Regions from separate parts of the Homo sapiens genome. Here region 2 is linked to region 1. The links are chromatin contacts, found by Hi-C or POLR2A ChIA-PET in ENCODE. All regions are on one chromosome and are shown on one strand. Each heading gives the region's core, a stretch centred on a gene start or an enhancer-like site at or near the end of the contact. The rest is flanking DNA. Distances are from core to core; before and after follow the strand shown.

Region 1 (3,490 bases), core at 285-2,784:
GTCCAAAGTGAGCAGTTAGTATTGGCATCAGTTGCATATTGGACATTCTATTTTGGGTTGCCCATATCTTCAGAAATACAGTATTCCAAAAATTTACATCTTCCTTTATTTTTGAAAATGTTGACTTCATCACCTGGTGTCCCTTCTGCCCTTCACTACAAAACTGAAGCACTTGGGAAGTTCTTTGTCTCCTGCTTTGTCTGCAGGGACCCTCTTCCTTCTGTCACCAGCCCCCCCCACCCCCGCCGCATTGACTTTCCTTGAAATGCTTCTCACATTGGTCCCTTTCTTTTCTTTCTCTTGACAAATATCTTGATTAATGCTAGAGCCTTTTATCTCACTGCTTCGTACCTTTTCCCTCAACCCTGCACATTGAGAACAGATTAACTTTTGTATAATATTTGAATAGGTTCATTATTCTACACCAAATATATCTTTAGACCCACCTGCAACTTTGTGAATATTTTGGTCTTTTTCCAGCCTGCTTTTCAAATCCCATTTCCTGTGATGCCTTCTGAACCGCTTAGCTCTCCAACCCCATTGGATTCCTTGCTCTTGCTTGAAGATGCAGCACATATTCCCAGTGGCAGCAGCCCTAGGTGTTCTGGGAGGCTAGCCCTTCTTGAGATCCCCATCAGCTTCTCTTCTTTTAGGTAGGATCCGTGTGCCTCCTCTGCAAACATAGCTGCAAAGAATTACATCTTTGAGCAGCCCTTCCCCCGCAAACAGATTTTCATCTGAAGTCCCTCCTACAGAGAAATTCTAGAGCTGCCACTGCATATCCCTGTCTCCATCTTTGCTGACTTTGTTTCCTTCCCCCAGAAACTCCTTTCTGTGAATCAAATCCTTATCACAGGAGACAGTACAGGAGAGTGGTTCAGAGCATGAGTTATGGTGTCCAGGTAACTGGAGCTTGAGTCTTAACCTTTTACACTCCCTTGCTGGGTTACCCATCAGCAAAATTCAGCTGTTTAATGAAGGCAATATTTGTAAAGGGCTTAGCACAGTGCCTGGCATATCTTAAGTATCATTAGCATCAGCATCATCATTCTTCATCATAATTTAAGGGCCACTGTCTACAGTAAATCTTTTCCTACAAGGTCAGTCCTCAGATCTCACCTCCTAATTCCTATTGCACTTCTTGTCTGGGCTATTCAGAATACATCCACTTTACATTTCATGATTATATGACTAGGTTGTAAGCTCTCAGAGGGCTGGAACCATGTCTTACCCTTCTGTGGGTCCAGTTCTAAGTGCCAGATCTATACATGGCTTTCCACAAATATCTGTGGGATAAAAAATTATTTGAGACTGTGAATGAAGCACAAAGCTGTATTAAAACAGAGTTCCAGTGCCTTGTCATTTAATCAGAAGGAAAATGCCCTGTGTTTCTGTCTATTGTGCTGTCTTAAAATAGGAATAATGAAATATACCAAGTACGTACTAATTTGGCAGTCATTCTCAGAAATCTGGGACTTTACACTTTAATTAAGCACTTGTAGTTAAGCGTTTGGCCAGAAGATGGTGCAGTGTTCAAGGGATCCTTCTCTCTCAAAGTCAAAACTGATTTTCAAGGAATAATATTGCAATCCGACCAAGTCTATAAAGAAATGGGAGAAAGTGATGCCAGTTCAGCTTTGACACCATCCTAGGGCTTAGCAAGTGTCATGCTTTCATGTAGTTTCTTCCTTCCTACTGCCTAGCATAATGAGCTGGAGGACTCTTCTAATTAGCTAAATATTATTGTACATCAGAGTGGGGCCATGCTTCCTGTACATTCTTATTTGGGTTTTGCCAGCCAAGGGAAGAAAGCTGTTAGAGGCAGGAGCAGATGTAAGGAAGGCACAAAACATGCCAAGAAGTCATGGCGCGTCTTTGCTATTGGATGAGTCATTTTACTTCTCATGTTTTTATTCTGATATTAGTAGGAATTCTTCAAGTCAATATGTCTTACTGGAAAAATCTTTTGTGTGTGGTGTGTGTATGCATGGCGTGTGTACAGTGTGTATGTCAAAGTTTTCTCTACCCCTGAAAAAGTTATATAAATAGGATTTGATTGCTAAAATATCCAACGTAAAATGCAGACTGACATAATCTTCTCATTATTATTATCTTTAATGCAATGTAATGTACTGAGCCAGAAAAATAATACTGCAGTTTGATTTCAGATGTGCTGTTTACATTGGTTGGAAACTAATTTAAAGAAGAAGACTCAAAGTTGGTGCTGATCAGCCATCTTTTATCAAGTTTGTGTATCATACACTTGTTCCATTTTTTTATTTTTTTTGCTATGTAAAGTCTTCTGAAAATTGAAAACTAATTTATTATCATGTAGTTATTAGCACAATCACAAAAGAGGTCACTGGTCTTTCCTTTAATTTCTGTCACAGGCTGCAGGCCGTATTATGCTAAATCAAGGATACGGGGAGATAATTAACATAGCAACTCTGGCAATTTTAATAGGTGAGTGATGAACATTTAGAGTTTGGCTTCGAAATCCATGTCTTAATTACCACCCGCCTGCGTGCAGTGACGAGGATGGGGCTCTAGCACACCTATTACAGATACAGTCTGTTGGGCCAAAGTTTTCATGAGTTGTCCATAAAACTATTATTAGATTGAGAGACTTCAAGGCAAGAAAGAAAGAAAAGTGCTTTGTGTTTTGTTTTTTTTAGAAAAAAAAATGTGAGAAATCTGAAGCCATTCCAATGTGTGCCTCTTTCAGAAGTATCCACTCTACTGCAAGAGTTCTCCCTGGGGGGCTGTTGTCCTCTGTGGGACATATGGTACCGTCTAGAGACATTTTTGGTTGTCACATCTGGGGGAGGATGCTATTTGCATCTCGTGGGTAGAAGCCAGGGATCCTGCTAAACCTCCTACAATGCACAGCACAGCCACCCCCACAACACACACACAATAAAAAATTGGCCCCAAATGTTAATAGCGCCAAGGTGCAGAAACCCTGCCCCAGAACTGCCCACTCCATCCCTTGTTATTTTTCACCGCTGGTTGCCAACAGGTGTCACCGCAGGCCCATTTCTATCTGCAGCATTATCAAAGAGAGTCCATAAACTCTTGTAACATATGGAACGAAATCCCAACTGCAAAGCTTTTGTGGAAGGCAGTTACATGCTGGTGAGCTGAGGCCTATGTAACCAAAATTGATCAATTACACAAATTAAGCATAGCCCTTAAGGAATTTATTTTATTGGTCTGGACATCTGTTGCAGTATTGTCCAAATCCAAAACTCAAATGGTGCCTCGGGTTGCCAAGTTAGGCAAGAAAATCTAGTAGCTATAAAAGTACAACTGAAAACCCTATATTAATATCACGTCCATCTGCTGAATGTTACATAAATATGCAGACTTTTTATTTTCCTTGGGAATAACATTTATTTTTACAGTGCCCAGTTTGACATTCTTATGACATTCTGTTCAGTTTATTACATTGTAACTTCAAATGTTTCTTCAAAAATGCATTTATAATGTT
Region 2 (3,648 bases), core at 696-3,195, 980 kb after region 1:
GTGGAGGGCTCCGTGTCAAGGTTTAAAAGGGACAAAGCATACCTCCTCTGAGGAGGGGTGGGGAGATGAGCGTGTTATCTTTCTACTGCCCGCTCCCATAAACACATAATTCGTCCATCAAGCCAGCTTTCCCCCCAGTTTGAAAGGTCTGAGTTTTGTCATCAAGATGTAAACTTTTAGACTTTGAAATTTTTAATTATGCACACTAGAGAGAAGACTGCATCACTCTAGTCTGAAGGGGTCTGAACCCCGAACCTTTGAGGTGTAAAAGAACAAGTTGCCTCCCTCCCTGCCTGCACCGGCAGAAGCTTTTAACTACTCTGTTTATCACTTCTGACATAAATAAATGAGAAAAAATCAGACCTTTGAAGAAGAAAAACTTCATCTAATATTGTTAATTAGCCATGACAAACGATGAAATAACATTGTAAATCTTTCACAGAAACAGCCACTAGATTTTAATTACACACATTCATAATTTAGCAAACAACATCGTACTCGACTGTGAGTTTAACATGAACGACAGTCTAAGCTTCAGATGCCTTAACATGGCTTTAGTCTCAGAAACTCCCAGGTCTGGTGGCTTGTCCTGCTTCCCCCATCTGCTTTGTTCTTGAAAAGAAGGGGCTTTACGATATGATAAATATCTTTTTGTTGATTGGACAATGACAGGAGGAAAACTTTTGTTGTGTAAAACATCAATACATCATTCCTGTGTTTAGCAGGCCTTGCTTCAGCCAAAAAAATTAATGTAGATTTCCTCAGTAATTATCTGAGTGATAGAAAGATAATACAGTGCAGTAGTACAATAAATAGAAGGAAATTATCTAATATCCTTAATCTGCTAGCAATCGTATCGAGGTGGAGGTCTTAGCCACATTATGGCTAACAATTATAAAAGGAAAACTAACCCTTCCCAAACTGTAGCAAAAAAAAAAGAAAAGTTTCTTCAAGAAAAGAACAAGATCAGTGTTCCTAATTCTGAGTATGATTCAAAAGATCAGAGAGACTTTTACAACTAAAAGGACTATCCAAGCCCTTTCAGAGCTTACATGTTCTGGCTAATAACTATACTTTACAAACAACTGCATTCACTTAACCTAACACATGACCTTGATCTGATACATCCATAAAATGGTATGTATATCAAGACCTTCTGATGCAAAGTTCAAAGAAAGAGAAAAATGGTGGTTTCCTTTCGGTCTTCATGTAGTTTATTTTACAGTAAAAACCATCATTCTCATATTAGCAACCAATTTCAGACTTACTACCATGCCACTGAGAAAGTTAATTGAGTTTCACTCCAAAAAACAAATTCTATACCACTAACAACAAAAATTTAAATAAATTTAAATGAAAAGCCAGTGTTTTCATTTTAAGAACAGCATGCATAAAATGATCCAATTGTTTTCACCCCTTCCCAAGTTATCACATTAATGTAAAACCCAGTGATAGTTATATTCATGTCAAAACGATTTTTTCACTTCTTCAACAGATATTAACTCACAACATTACAAAAAAAAGGGAAGAGAAAAAAACAACATTGACACAATAAAAGATCAGGGAATTAGCTTTTCTGAAAGCAGACTATAATGGGGGGGGTACAGCTGGAGGTGGGGGAGGGTGTTTCCTGCCTTACTGTAAATGAAATGTTTAAAAATTTTGTATTTATGTAAAATGACTGATGCCTTTTCTGTTGTCTCTGTGGCCATCCCTAGGAAAAAGCTCATGAAAGCTGTCTACGTTTGAAAAGCCAGGATATAAAAGTATACAAGGCCCATTGTCCAAAGAAAGAATTTAAAAGCAACACCGGTTGCCAAACTGCGCTCCCCACCCAGTTACCAAACACAGGATACGGGTCCATTTGTTTACTTCTCACAATTGAATGCATACAAAAAAGGTCTCCGTGCAGTCCCCTCGGCAGGTCAGTAGTCAGTGTTAAAATGCTAAAATGCCCTGATAAACCTCGAGTTTCGGATCCCCTCCCTAGAGCTGCAGTCAAAGGTCTGTTTTCCTTTCTTCGGCTACTCCCTACTGCCTAACATAAACTGTCATAACTGCCCGGGACAAACGGCCCTTTTAAAACAATCAACTTAGCCTACCTCACCCGCACAGGATGGAATCTTTTTTTGTAGCTCGATTTAAAATGAATTCTGCTGTCTATTTTCCTCACCACTTCTGTCCAATATTCATGAGCAGTCACTTCAATAGCTGTATTGGGCCTACATCCTCTCTTCCTCCCCTACCTAAGAGCACGTATCTTCTTAAGGAAGGTCCTGTCTTGGTCCAACCCAATATGGAGCCAAACTTTCCCAAGGAAACATCTCAAGGCAACTTTAGGAGGGAAGGAAAAAAAAAAGAGCAAAGGTACATCGTTCTGGCCAAAGATCAGGTGTCTTATTGCAGAGGTAATCAAAACAGGAAAAAAAGGGGGTGGGGGGAGCCTGACAATATAAAATTATGAGCCGCTAATGACTGGGGACTCAGTAAATTAACATACTTGTTCCATCTGTCAACAACCAAGTTCAAACCTTGTTAAAATCATAACCACCAGTCCACATCATGAAAATGCTACCGTGTGACTCCATCTCATTTTAGCACAAAAGGACCACCACCTGCATGATAATTCCAGGAGACTGGTCCCTACCTCAGGAAACTACAGATCTCCTAAGCATTGTTACCCTGGGTCTCAGACAAATCCACTGGCACCATGAATCCAAGGAGACCCATCCACTGGTCTGCCTACCTCAAAGGATATTCAAAGCAACCTATCTCCTGGGTCACCTTTGCCTGGGAAGTGGATGACAAAGCATGGACCACAGCAAACCTAGCGACCTGGAGATGCAAGAATGTTCCTACAATGTCTTGCTTTCTCCTTGTTTAGACACAAAGTGTTCTCCTTCTCCCCTACACTCCCCACCCCCTGCCACTCCCTTCCCAAACTCAGGGACCACTATCATCTTTGTGCTCTGAGATGCTTTCCTTTCTGACAACAGCAATTTGGGAGAGGTAACTTTTATCCTTCTTTCTGCTGTGTAACTTTCCCCTTCCCATTTCTTTATGTGCCCTCTGAGCTCATCTGAACTTTCATGTTCTCCCAGCATGCAGACGTGCATTCCAAACTATGTCTCACAGACCAAATAAGAGGTTAATAAGAAGTGGCAACAGAAAGGAAAAACGCAATCCCTGGTAACTGATAAGAATGACAGTGGCAGCCCTTTTTTGTTTGTCTTCAAATATAGAGTTAAAGATCTTTAAAAAACTAAATTTTGATGCCTTTGAAAAGAAAGAAGCACAAAATAACAACAGGGGGTTATTGCCTGCAAGCCACAGGGGAGAAACTCCATAATTCTTATTCTCCCTTTTGAAGGCTGTTAGCAATCTGATTCAAAAAAGCAACAGCAGAAGGGGAAACCTCTTGAGGCTGTAACCATTTCCTGTGATCATGCATAATGTGCTTCAAAAGTGGGTTTTTACCAATTCTGTTGATCAATTGCACCTCCTTCATACCCCTTCTTTTTTCTGCTGTGTTTACATCTGATGTGACTCAATGACAAGCACTGTCTGAGACTGTGAAACAGGCCTGTCATGTTGATTTATGGGCGCATCAAACCACAACTTGTCCAAACTGAAGCTCGCAGTTCATTA

What was found. Hi-C counts contacts between places; a loop is a spot of excess contacts on that map. ChIA-PET counts read pairs that join two places held with the same protein, here RNA polymerase II (POLR2A).
Region 2: a map of chondrocyte shows a loop between it and region 1 (3-fold over the local background). The contact joins two enhancer-like sites. A Hi-C loop is called at or near these places in 1 of 168 maps with a recorded cell type or tissue (chondrocyte). POLR2A ChIA-PET finds 5 or more read pairs at or near these places in 2 of 52 experiments (H1 and activated T-cell).

The regions. Positions count from the first base shown.
Region 1 is chr3:70,062,856-70,066,345 of GRCh38, forward strand. It overlaps SAMMSON (survival associated mitochondrial melanoma specific oncogenic non-coding RNA), which reads left to right. Exons shown (of 5, transcript NR_190186.1): 4 at 2,391-2,463. Among named protein-coding and RNA genes, the nearest start is that of SAMMSON, 65 kb to the left of the region's middle. Within about 2 kb of position 1,535, at least 3 of the 41 ENCODE cell types and tissues checked have a DNase peak (open chromatin) inside an H3K27ac peak, as active enhancers do.
Region 2 is chr3:71,047,211-71,050,858 of GRCh38, forward strand. The region is part of intron 9 of FOXP1 (forkhead box P1); the gene reads right to left. Among named protein-coding and RNA genes, the nearest start is that of FOXP1-AS1, 240 kb to the right of the region's middle. RefSeq lists an enhancer at 2,796-3,648. Within about 2 kb of position 1,946, at least 10 of the 41 ENCODE cell types and tissues checked have a DNase peak (open chromatin) inside an H3K27ac peak, as active enhancers do.